3 separate regions of the Homo sapiens genome follow, and all the other regions are linked to region 1. A link is an interaction called in ENCODE POLR2A ChIA-PET data of the cell type or tissue named here. Cell type or tissue: HepG2. All regions are shown on one strand. Region 1 holds the start of AGT (angiotensinogen). Region 2 overlaps COG2 (component of oligomeric golgi complex 2). Region 3 overlaps FSAF1 (40S small subunit processome assembly factor 1).

Region 1 (4,000 bases):
CATAAGAAACTTCCACTGATGGAATGAACACAGAAGGTGCCTACTGGGAAGAAAACTGGCCTGAATCTGAGCTGGGTCAAATGTCTGCAGTCAGTTTGAATGGCTGCTCCTTATGGGAATAATTTACATTCTCAATAAAATTCTCTAGCAATTTTCTGATTGATTTTAATGAGCTTTAAAGCCTTACGTAGAAGATCCCCCAGCTGATAGTCAGCCTTGGGCATGGATTAAGGGCTTTTAACCAATCTTGCAACAAGTTTAAGCAGATATTCTTTATTGGGTCCAATCTAACCAAAATTATTTTCTTATGTTCTCCCCAGTAACGTGTCATTATTAAGAGAAGTTTGGCTTGCTTAGAGGCCAAATTTAGAGGGTCCTGAAATTTTATTTTCTTTTACACCACTTTCCAGCATGTTACCTGATCAGTTGTTTATTATCTTTGCTGTTGAATGGAGTGATCATTCCAAGGGCCCGAGGCAGGAGGCCCAGGCACAGTGGAAACTCTCCCAAAGACCAGGATCTTTGTTTTGTTCCCTGACATATGCTGAGCACCAGGAATAGTGAGTGAATGAAACAAATTGTGAGGCTTTAAAGAGCCGAAATATTTAAACACTGGGCACAAGGTTGTTGCTTAATCAGTGCTAGATCCTTACCTCCCCCTTGTGTCCAGGTGGACTTGTTACTGCAGTTAAACCACTTGCTGATCCTCAAACAACTAGTTAGTGGCACAGCCAGGCCTAGGACCCCAGTCTCTACTGTTCCAACTAACCCATTCGCAGGCAGGAGCACTTTGAATGGTCTCTTATTTTAAAAAAATTAAATTAAAATTGTCTATTTATTTAGAGACAGAGTCTTACTCTGTAGCCCAGGCTCGAGTGCAGTGGTGCAATCATAGCTCACTGTAACCTCCATCTCCTGGCCTCAAAAAGTGTTTGAATTACAGATGCGAGGCACTGTACCTGGCCCGAATGTTCTGTTCAGACAAAGCCACCTCTAAGTCGCTGTGGGGCCCCAGACAAGTGATTTTTGAGGAGTCCCTATCTATAGGAACAAAGTAATTAAAAAAATGTATTTCAGAATTTACAGGCCCATGTGAGATATGATTTTTTTAAATGAAGATTTAGAGTAATGGGTAAAAAAGAGGTATTTGTGTGTTTGTTGATTGTTCAGTCAGTGAATGTACAGCTTCTGCCTCATATCCAGGCACCATCTCTTCCTGCTCTTTGTTGTTAAATGTTCCATTCCTGGGTAATTTCATGTCTGCCATCGTGGATATGCCGTGGCTCCTTGAACCTGCTTGTGTTGAAGCAGGATCTTCCTTCCTGTCCCTTCAGTGCCCTAATACCATGTATTTAAGGCTGGACACATCACCACTCCCAACCTGCCTCACCCACTGCGTCACTTGTGATCACTGGCTTCTGGCGACTCTCACCAAGGTCTCTGTCATGCCCTGTTATAATGACTACAAAAGCAAGTCTTACCTATAGGAAAATAAGAATTATAACCCTTTTACTGGTCATGTGAAACTTACCATTTGCAATTTGTACAGCATAAACACAGAACAGCACATCTTTCAATGCCTGCATCCTGAAGGCATTTTGTTTGTGTCTTTCAATCTGGCTGTGCTATTGTTGGTGTTTAACAGTCTCCCCAGCTACACTGGAAACTTCCAGAAGGCACTTTTCACTTGCTTGTGTGTTTTCCCCAGTGTCTATTAGAGGCCTTTGCACAGGGTAGGCTCTTTGGAGCAGCTGAAGGTCACACATCCCATGAGCGGGCAGCAGGGTCAGAAGTGGCCCCCGTGTTGCCTAAGCAAGACTCTCCCCTGCCCTCTGCCCTCTGCACCTCCGGCCTGCATGTCCCTGTGGCCTCTTGGGGGTACATCTCCCGGGGCTGGGTCAGAAGGCCTGGGTGGTTGGCCTCAGGCTGTCACACACCTAGGGAGATGCTCCCGTTTCTGGGAACCTTGGCCCCGACTCCTGCAAACTTCGGTAAATGTGTAACTCGACCCTGCACCGGCTCACTCTGTTCAGCAGTGAAACTCTGCATCGATCACTAAGACTTCCTGGAAGAGGTCCCAGCGTGAGTGTCGCTTCTGGCATCTGTCCTTCTGGCCAGCCTGTGGTCTGGCCAAGTGATGTAACCCTCCTCTCCAGCCTGTGCACAGGCAGCCTGGGAACAGCTCCATCCCCACCCCTCAGCTATAAATAGGGCATCGTGACCCGGCCGGGGGAAGAAGCTGCCGTTGTTCTGGGTACTACAGCAGAAGGTAAGCCGGGGGCCCCCTCAGCTCCTTCTCGGTCTTGTCTCTCTCAGATGTAACTGAGCTGTGGGCTAGGAGGAAAAGGCCGGGAGGAGGCACGGTGATGACTGAAAAACCTCTCCCCTCTCATAAGACCAGTCATCCGGACGCGGGCTTTCCCCCACTCGGTGCCCACCTGGGGTCTTACAGGAGGAGCTGCTCCTCCTCAGCAATAGGACAAGATGGTCAGGTCTTCCTGCTTCCGCTGAGAAAAGTTAGGGTCCTCAGGAACGGAGCAGACTGGTACAGGAACAGAGTCATCATGGCCAAGAGTCCACCGGGTCCTCTTGCCATCAGGAGGAATAGCAGGGCTTGTGCAGGAATTGGGGCTGGAGGGAAGGGCCGGGCTCGGTCAGTCTCCAGCTGGGATCCCCAGAGTGGTCACCCTACCCCTCCCTCGAGACAGACTGCCTGACTGTGTGTCATCAGGCTGGTCACCATCTCCCTGAACCTCGATTTGCTCACCTATAAAATGGAACTAATAACGATGCCTGGGCTCCCTGTCTCAGGGGCTCTGGTATAGCTGAAGAGAACTAATATAACATGAAAGTGCTTTCTAAGCTTTGGGATAAGCTAAAAGGCAGATTCCAATTTTATTCGAGGGCAGCGTAGATTGGTGCTTCAGCTCGTGGATGACAGAGTCAGGGGGCCTGGTTCTGAGTCCTAGTTCTGTCTCTTCCCAGCTGTGTGACGTTGAACAAGTCACTGGACCTCTCTGTTCCTCTGCAAAACAGCATGAACCAATTCATTAACTACTTCTCCAGGATGCAGTAGGTCCCAGGGACTATCCTAGGAATGTGGGCTGTATTAGTAAACACAACAGCGGGAACCCTGTTCCGGGGCTCACATTCACATCAGAGCAAACAGACAAAGACGCTGGACAGAATAAGTGCATAACTACATGGTACAGAGGGTTATAAGGAGGGAAAAGGGGAGCTGGATGAGAGAGTTGAGAGTGCCCGGTGTGGTGGGGAAAGCTGCAGGGTGAAATACTGCATCAGGGAAACCTCAGGGAAGGTGAGGACTATGGTGAGGTCAGAGGGGTTGATATGAGAACAGTGCCCTGCAAATGGCAGGCACCACAGGAGCATGAGCCGTCATCTTCACCTTTAGCATTCAGCCCGGGAGAAGTAGGGAGACATAGAAGGGGCAGGTGCTGGCCAAGAGGCAGGGGCAGGAGAGGAGAAGGCGGAGGGGCACTCAGGGCGAGGGTGTCAGGCCCGCCACCCCAGAGCACCATTACTCCCAGGACGCGGCTGCGTGCAGACCTGGAACCAGCCTAGGGAGCAGCCGCAGATCACAACTGAGAACAAACGACAGTCTCTGCCTCAAAAATGGCCCATGGAATTGCGTCTCTGGAGACGCTGCCTGAGCAGGAGCAGCACAGTGAGCGGGCTGCATCGACCAGCGCCATCCAAACCCCGAACAGTTGGCGCTTGTCAGGCAGGACTTCCCAGCAGTCGGTTCCCACAGGTTTCCCCTGTTGACCTGATTTGATGTGACTGTCTAGATTAGGTGTGAACTGGTGGCTTAGGCTTCTCTGCACAGAAAGGCCTGCAAGCAGCAGAGAGAGTTTTCTGTTCCATTTTTCCATGTCATGTGGCTCTTCCTGAGAACAGCGGATGGAGTCAAATGCATGGGGAGTGGGGTGAGATGGTAGCTGAGGTCAGAATTTGGCATTTGAATGACTGAAGCAGA
Region 2 (4,000 bases), 56 kb after region 1:
GACAAACTATTCTCACATTTTATAAAACCAAGCCTCCTAAAGATCAATACTGGCCAATGTTCTCTCAATCTAGCTGTGGCTAGCGTATGTATCTGAAAGTAAATTAAACACTTCCTTAAGAACAGTTGATATTTGCTCTTGCAAATTGGTCTAAACCAGAGAGATTTCATGGTAATCAGCTGCTAATGAAAACAACCAGTCTGCTACTGCTAGCCTTTGTTTTTCACTAATAATATCAAATTAAAAAAATATTTAATTTAGAATAGTCTTAAGTAAAAAAGCAAAATTGTATATCAAGAAAGTTTGGTTATTTTATTGATGACATTAGGGATCTCTTCAAATTTCTGTGAGGACATCAACTAAAAGGTTTCTAAAAACACACAACACTTCTAAGAATAAGTATGAGTGAGAAAGAAATTGTATGTATGTAAATGGGACCGTGGATTTAAAGTTTACCAAGTTTGTTGAAAGATTGACAAAATCTGCATAATCCTTGTTGATGAGTTCGACCATGGCTGTTTTAAGAAGTTTATAGTAGAGCTCCAGGTCATCTCTCAGTTCTTCCAGCTGGACCCGCTTCCTACAGTCAGACACAAAATGATCGACATCGAAATCTTCCTGAAAAATAAAACCAGAGAAGAAAAAATTATAGCAATGATATCACAGTGACATATACAAATGAAATGGAAGAAAGAGTAAGAAAGCCCATTCCCGTCATTTACAAGGCCATGCTGCTGCAGGAAGAAAGTATCTTGGCTTATACATGACAGTATGAAGGTGTTTGTCCGCTTTATAAAGGTGCCAAGAAGGGTGGCCCCTGACTGAGAACATCCTCTTCTGTTGCCTAAAATTCTAAAAGTGAACTTCTTTTTCAAAACAACACAATTCAATCAGGTTCTTCTCAAAACAGAAACGTTTCCCCTTAATTTTAAAGTAACAAATGTTCAATGTAAAACTTTCAAACAACAAAGAATTATATTAAAAATATCCATCAGAGTAAAAAAAAAATCACTGAAATTCTCATGCTGTAGAGATAAGCACTATTAATCTATTAATTTTTTTCTCTACCTAACATTGTGATTCACATCCTTCCAGATGTTTTTCTATGTGTCACATGCACACACAGAATCTTAATATTCATGCTGTTATGTAAACTGCTTTTCCCCATATAACAATACAACTTGGATGTCTTTTCATAATCCATGTAAATTTGCACTCATGTTTTATATGGATGTTGAGTATTCTATTGAACAAGATGTTCAGGAGCTTGCGGAGTGCACTGCAGCTCAGCAAGGCCGCTGTGGCCAGACTACCAGATTTCTCCTCTCTGGGCAGGGCATCTCTGAAAAAAAAGGCAGCAGCCCCAGTCAGGGTCTTATAGATAAAACCCCCATCCCCGTGGGACAGAGCACCTGGGGGAAGGGATGGCTGCGGGTGCAGCTTCAGCAGACTTAAACGTCACTGCTTGATGGCTCTAGAGAGAGCAGCGGACCTCCTAGCACAGTGTATGAGCTCTGGTAAGGGTCAGACTGCCTCCTCAAGTGGGTCCCTGACCCCCGTGTATCCTGACTGGGAGACACCTCCCAGTATGGGCTGAGAGACACTTCACACAGGAGAGCTCTGGCTGGCATCTGGCAGGTGCCCCTCTGGGACGAAGCTTCCAGAGGAAAGAACAGGCAGCAATCTTTGCTGTTCTGCAGCCTCCACTGATGAAATCCAGGCAAACAGGGTCTGGAGTGGACCTCCAACAAATTCCAGCAGACCTGCAGCAGAGGGGCCTGACTGTCAGAAAGAAAACTAACAAACAGAAAGGAATAGCATGTCCACTCAAAGACTCCATCCAAAGGTCACCAACATCAAAGACCAAAGGTAGATTAATCCACAAAGATGGGGAGAAACCAGCACAAAAATGCTGAAAATTCCAAAAACCAGAAGGCCTCTTCACCTCCAAAGGATCACAACTCCTCACCAGCAAGGGAACAAAACTGGACGGAGAATGAGTTTGACAAATTGACAGAAGCAGGCTTTGGAAGGTGGGTAATAACAAACTCCTCCAAGCTAAACGAGCATGTTCTAACCCAATGTAAGGAAGCTAAGAACCTTGAAAAAAGGTTAGATGAATTGCTAACTAGAATAACCAGTTTGGAGAAGAATATAAATGACCTGACGGAGCTGAAAAACACAGCATGAGAACTTCGTGGAGCACACACAAGTATCAATAGCCGAATCAATCAAGCGGAAGAAAGGATATCAGAGACTGAAGACCAACTTAATGAAATGAAGTGAGAAGACAAGATTAGAGAAAAAAGAATAAAAAGGAAAGAACAAAGCTTCAAGAAATATGGGACTAGATGAAAAGACCAAATCTGCGTTCGACTGGTGTACCCGAAAGTGACGGGGAAAATGGAACCAAGTTCGAAAACACTATTCAGAATGTTATCCGGGAGAACTTCCCCAACCTAGCAAGACAGGTCAACATTCAAATTCAGGAAACATAGAAAACACCACAAAGATGCTCCTCGAGAAGAGCAACCCCAAGACACATAATCATCAGATTCACCAAGGCTAAAATGAAGGAAAAAATGTTAAAGGCAGACAGAGAGAAAGGTCAGGTTACCCACAAAGGGAAGCCCATCAGAATAACAGTGGATCTCTCAGCAGAAACCCTACAAGCCAGAAGAGACTGGGGGCCAATATTAAATATTCTTTAAGAAAACAATTTTCAACCCAGAATTTCATATCCAGCCAAACTAAGCTTCATAAGCAAAGGAGAAATAAAGTCCTTTACAGACAGGCAAATGCTGAGAGATTTTGTCACCACCAAGTCTGCCTTACAAGAGCTCCTGAAGGAAGCACTAAACGTAGAAAGGAAAAACTAGTCAGCCACTTCAAAAACATTGCAAATTGTAAAGACCATTGACACTATGAAGAAACTGCATCAACTAACAGGCAAAATGACCACCTAGCATCATAAGGATAGGGTCAAATTCCACATAACAATATTAACCTTAAGTGTAAACAGACTAAATGCCCCAGTTAAAAGACCCAGACTGGCAAATTGGATAGAGTCAAGACCCATCAGTGTGCTGTATTTAGGAGACCCATCTCACGTGCAAAGACACACATAGGCTCAAAATAAAGGGATGGAGGAATATTTACCAAGCAAATGGAAAGCAAAAAGAAGCAGGAGTTGCAATCCTAATCTCTGATAACACAGACTTTAAACCAACAAAGATCAAAACAAAGAAGGGCATTACATAATGGTAAAGGGATCAATGCAACAAGAGCTAATTATCCTAAATATATATGCACCCAATACAGGAGCACCCAGATCCATAAAGCAAGTTCTTAGAGACCTACAAAGAGACTTAGACTCCCACACAATAATAGTGGGAGATTTGAACACCCCACTGTCAATATTAGACAGATCAACAAGACAGAAAATTAACAAGGATATTCAGGACTTGAACTCAGTTCTGGACCAAGAGGACCTAATAGACATCTACAGAACTCTCCACCCCAAATCAACAGAATATACATTCTTCTCAGCACTGCATCGCACTTATTCTAAAATTGGCCACATAATTGGAAGTAAAACATTCCTCAGCAAATGCAAAAGAATGAAAATCATAATAAACAGACTCGCAAACCACAGTGCAATCAAATTAGAACTCAGGATTAAGAAACCGAACAACCTGCTCCTGAATGACTACTGGGTAAATAATGAAATGAAGGCAGAAATAAAGATGTTCTTTGAAACCAATGAGAACGAAGACACAACGTACCAGAATCTCCGGGACACATGTAAAGGAGTGTGTAGAGGGAACTTTATAGCACTAAATGCCCACAAGTGAAAGGAGGAAAGATCTAAAACTGACACCCTAACATCAAAATTAAAAGAACTGGAGAAGCAACAGCAGACAAATTCAAAAGCTAGCAGAAGACGAGAAATAACTAAGATCAGAGCAGAACTGAAGGAGATAGAGACACGAAAAACCCT
Region 3 (4,000 bases), 520 kb before region 1:
GTGTCTGGTTAAGGAAACAGAATGTGGACACATTAAAAACACATACACCTGTAAAATGACCTCAGAATGTTGACATTGCGGTGTGGAAATAAATACACATGAATATAATGCTAGTTCTTATGGCATATCCTGGGTATGCCAAGTTAAAGGGTAGTCAGCCAACTGGTGCTAATTGGAATACACCAGCTGTGCTGAGTTTGTGTAACATGGGAAAGTATAGTTGTGCCCTTGTTCTCTAAAAACTTCTAAGCCATTGTAGGACAGTTAAACAGACATGGGTGGCAAAAATATATGATGGGTAATGGTAATCTCCATGACCAATCATAGCATCAGCTGGTCATTTTTAGAGAATGCTTGAGAAAGGAAGAAGGGGATGGTGAGTTGGACAACAATCCAGCTGGCCCTGCCTAGACCCAGGAAATTACCCTATTTTTCCAGAACTTGTGCTATAAATTCTATGATTAAGCTGCATCGTGCATTGAAGCAGGTTTTCATGGGGTCATCTCGGAACTTGGCCACCATTTATATATATTTTTTTATGTTTAGAGACAGGGTGTCACTCTGTCACTCCTGCTGGAATGCAGTGGTGTGATCATAGCTCACTGCAGCCTCCAATTCCTGGGCCCAAGCCATCCTCCTGCCTCAGCCTCCCAAGTAGCTAAGACTATAGGGCACACCACTATGCCTGGCTCATTTTAAAATTTTTTGTAGAGTTGGGGTCTTGTTTTGTTGCCCAGGCTTGGTCTTGAACCACTGATCTCAAGAAGTCCTTTTGCCGCAGCCTCCCAAAGCACTGGGATTACAGGTGTGAGAGCCACTGTGCCCAGCCATCATGTCCCTTTTTTTTTTTTTGAGATGGAGTCTTGCCCTGTCACCAGGCTGGAGTGCAGTGGCCTGATCTCAGCTCACTACAACCTCCGCCTCCCGGGTTCAAGCGATTCTCCTCCCTCAGCCTCCTGAGTAGCTGGGACTACAGGTGCACACAACCATGCCCAGCTAACTTTTGTATTTTTAGTAGAGATGGGGTTTCACCATGTTGGCCAGGATGGTCTCGATCTTGACCTCGTGATCTGCCCTCCTTGGCCTCCCAAAGTGCTAGGATTACAGACGTGAGCCACTGCGTCCGGCCCATGTCCCATTTTTAATGTAGTGACTATACAAGTAATTTGGCTGGAAATAGTATGGGATCACATATTCATTCCTCCATTTATTCCACCAATCACTGGGTGCCTGCTGTCTGCAGACCTTGCAGATGGAGCAGTGAAGAAGATAATAGTGCTTTGCCTTTATGGAGTATACTGTACAATCTACTTTGGAGTTGAGCAATATAATTAGAAAGAATTATAAACAAATAGGGTCCTGGAGTACCATGCAGAACCTGGTCTAGATGTAGTGGTCAGGGAGGTCTCTCAGGAGGTAACATTCAGGCTAATGCTGTATTAAATGGTGCTGGTGAATGGGGCAGGGAAGAGTGAGCCAAGGAGGGAGAAAACAGCCTTGCTAACATTGTGGGGTATGAAGAGGCCTGGTGTGTTCAAGGAGCTGGAAGAAGTCTAGCAAGACTAGGACAGAAGGGAGAATGGTTGGTGCTAATACAAGAGAGACAGGCTGAGACCAGCCCTTGCCAGGTCTCATAGGCAGTAGTGAGCCTTGGGACTTTAGTCTTAAGTACATGAGAAGCCACCAAAGAATTTCATGCAAGGGCATGAGGTAATCTGATTTAAATTTTAAAACGATCACTGTAGCTCCTATGTGGTGAATCGATTATAAGGGAGCAATAGCAAGAGGCATGAGGAGACTGATGTAGGGGTTTGTTGCAGTGGTCCAGGTTCAAAATAGCGTGGCCTGGACTAGTGATCTCAAAAAAATGAATGGGCAAACCTACTCTTTCATAAGTGCAAGGCTGCCTGTAAGGAAGAAAATTCTTATGCTTTTAAGCAATGAAAGCGTCAGATGTAGCTTAACACACCTGTGTGTTGCTCAGCCCTTAGAGCTGTGTCACTGCCATTTCTCCACAGCTAGCATTGGGCCATCTTAACGTGAATCATTCACTGCCCCTGTTTCAGGAACCTTAGCCTCTTTTGTGGCCTCAGATAAGAAAGAGATAAGAAACACATAATAGAATAGTGTTCTGTAGATCAGAAGGGACCTTTGCATCCTGAGACTGAGGTACATGAAGGCCGCCCCTGAGCATATAGCGAATTGCTAATATTTATTGGGGGTGTACTGAGAGTGTTTGTTTATGTTCATTAACTCATTTATGGTCTCAATCCTCACAATTCCTGGCACCTGTCTTCATTTCACAGAGAAGCTTGAGACTTACAAGAGGTTAAGTTACTTGCCTGTAGTTAAACATTAACCTCACAGCCCCATATCTGCAATTCCAAACACCCAGAGCTCTGGAAACCACAATTTGATTGATCCCTTTTCTTTTAAGATTGGTGCAGATTTATTTGGCAGAAAAACCTGATGAAGCTTTTAAAAATCATTTTTGTTCGGCTGGGCACGGTGACTCATGCCTTTAATCCCGGCACTGTGGGAGGCTGAGGCAGGCGGATCACAAGGTCAGGAGTTCAAGACCAGCCTGGCCAATATGGTGAAATCCTGTCTTTACTAAAAATACAAAAATTAGCCGGGTGTGGTGGCATGCGCCTGTAGTTCCAGCTACTCAGGAGGCTGAGGCAGGAGAATCGCTTGAACCCGGTAGGCGGAGTTTGCAGTGAGTCGAGATTGTGCCACTACACTCCAGCCTGGGCAACAGAGCAAGACTCCGTCTCAAAAAAAAAAATTTTTTGTTCATCTCATTTGGTGTGAATATTCATAGATATTGCCACAGAAATATTAATGTGTTTAATTATGGATTACTGCCTTGGACCCTACTGGAAGTGGTCTGTAATATTCAGTATATTCAGTTTTGCCTTTTTAAAATGTAAAGACTTCTGAATTTTAAAGCTGGAACCTGACCCTAAGGATGCCAGATAAAGGATTATGGAGCTGAAGTAAGTGCCAAAGGTTGGGTTCAGACCCCAGGCTTTCTGGCTTCAACACTGTGTACATAACTTTTATACTAGAGAGAGCATAGGTGAGGTTAGGCTCTGCTCTTTGTCCTTTGAGTGACACAAGTACACTGACTCTGAGCCATCGCCAGACAGAGACATTTCTTGCAAGTTATAGTCAAATAGCTTTGATCGTTCCCCAAATTCTTGCAGCTCTCATACTGCCCCGCAATGTGGATGTAGCCCACTGCATGGTACTCCACCCGGAAATCCTCCATGCTCCAGTGCCTCTTCTTACTTTTACGCCAGACTTCCTGTTCCTGAGTAGATCAGTGTCAGATGGGTGTTAGGAAGAAAGTAATCTAGCTGAAGTAATTTAGGCTCATCAAGGTGTGAACAAACTTCTTAATATTCATACAGCCGTCTGCATTTTTAAAAGAGCATTTGTTTACCGGGCTACTCTCTCTCTAATTGGAGACAGGTTGGTTGGGCACTTCAACTAATAGATTAAAAAAGAAAGAAAATCTAAGCCGCGTAAGAGAAAATACCTAAATCACCCCATAGACGGGTTTGCTGAATCTGGTGGACTGCCTGCCTTCATCTCTCACTTTTCTTCCAAACTGTTCTTTCTTTTTCTAGCTTTTCTTCCTTCTTCCCTGCCCAGCATATAAGTTCTCAGAATCTCCATACATATCCCTCTCCCTTGTGTGGGATAGTAAGGCTAGATTAGTTGCGATAGGTTAGGCTGTGATTTGATAACAAATAGTCCCTACATCCCAGTGGTTTAAAAGACAAAAATTAATTTTTCTCATGTTACATGGCCATCGGGATTTGCAGAGGCAGGTCTCCTGTGCCACACCATCCTCACCTAGGGACCCGGGATGACGGGGTGCCACCATCTGGAGGGTGGTTAGTTGCTTTAATGAAGGAAAGGGGAGTTAATGAAGGGCTCTTAAGGGGTCCACGTGGAAGTAGGCACACACCCCCTCTGCTCGTGTTTCTTT

What was found. Peaks named below come from ENCODE experiments on the same cell type or tissue, not always from the same donor. Only the 100,000 strongest peaks of a DNase experiment are listed, where the experiment ranks them.
Region 2: POLR2A ChIA-PET joins it to region 1 with 6 read pairs; 2 of 35 experiments call an interaction of 5 or more read pairs at or near these places.
Region 3: POLR2A ChIA-PET joins it to region 1 with 6 read pairs; 1 of 35 experiments calls an interaction of 5 or more read pairs at or near these places.

The regions. Positions count from the first base shown.
Region 1 is chr1:230,712,355-230,716,354 of GRCh38, reverse strand. It overlaps AGT (angiotensinogen), which reads left to right and starts at 2,233. Exons shown (of 5, transcript NM_001384479.1): 1 at 2,233-2,269. In HepG2, a CTCF peak has its summit at 650 (motif pointing left); DNase peaks (open chromatin) are centred at 644 and 2,034; H3K4me3 peaks cover 2,933 bases; H3K27me3 peaks cover 246 bases.
Region 2 is chr1:230,656,082-230,660,081 of GRCh38, reverse strand. It overlaps COG2 (component of oligomeric golgi complex 2), which reads right to left. Exons shown (of 18, transcript NM_007357.3): 2 at 457-618. Among named protein-coding and RNA genes, the nearest start is that of COG2, 16 kb to the right of the region's middle. In HepG2, no CTCF peak of the experiment used is centred here; a DNase peak (open chromatin) is centred at 1,751.
Region 3 is chr1:231,232,348-231,236,347 of GRCh38, reverse strand. The region is part of intron 2 of FSAF1 (40S small subunit processome assembly factor 1); the gene reads left to right. Among named protein-coding and RNA genes, the nearest start is that of FSAF1, 6.8 kb to the left of the region's middle. In HepG2, no CTCF peak of the experiment used is centred here; DNase peaks (open chromatin) are centred at 17, 2,197 and 3,077.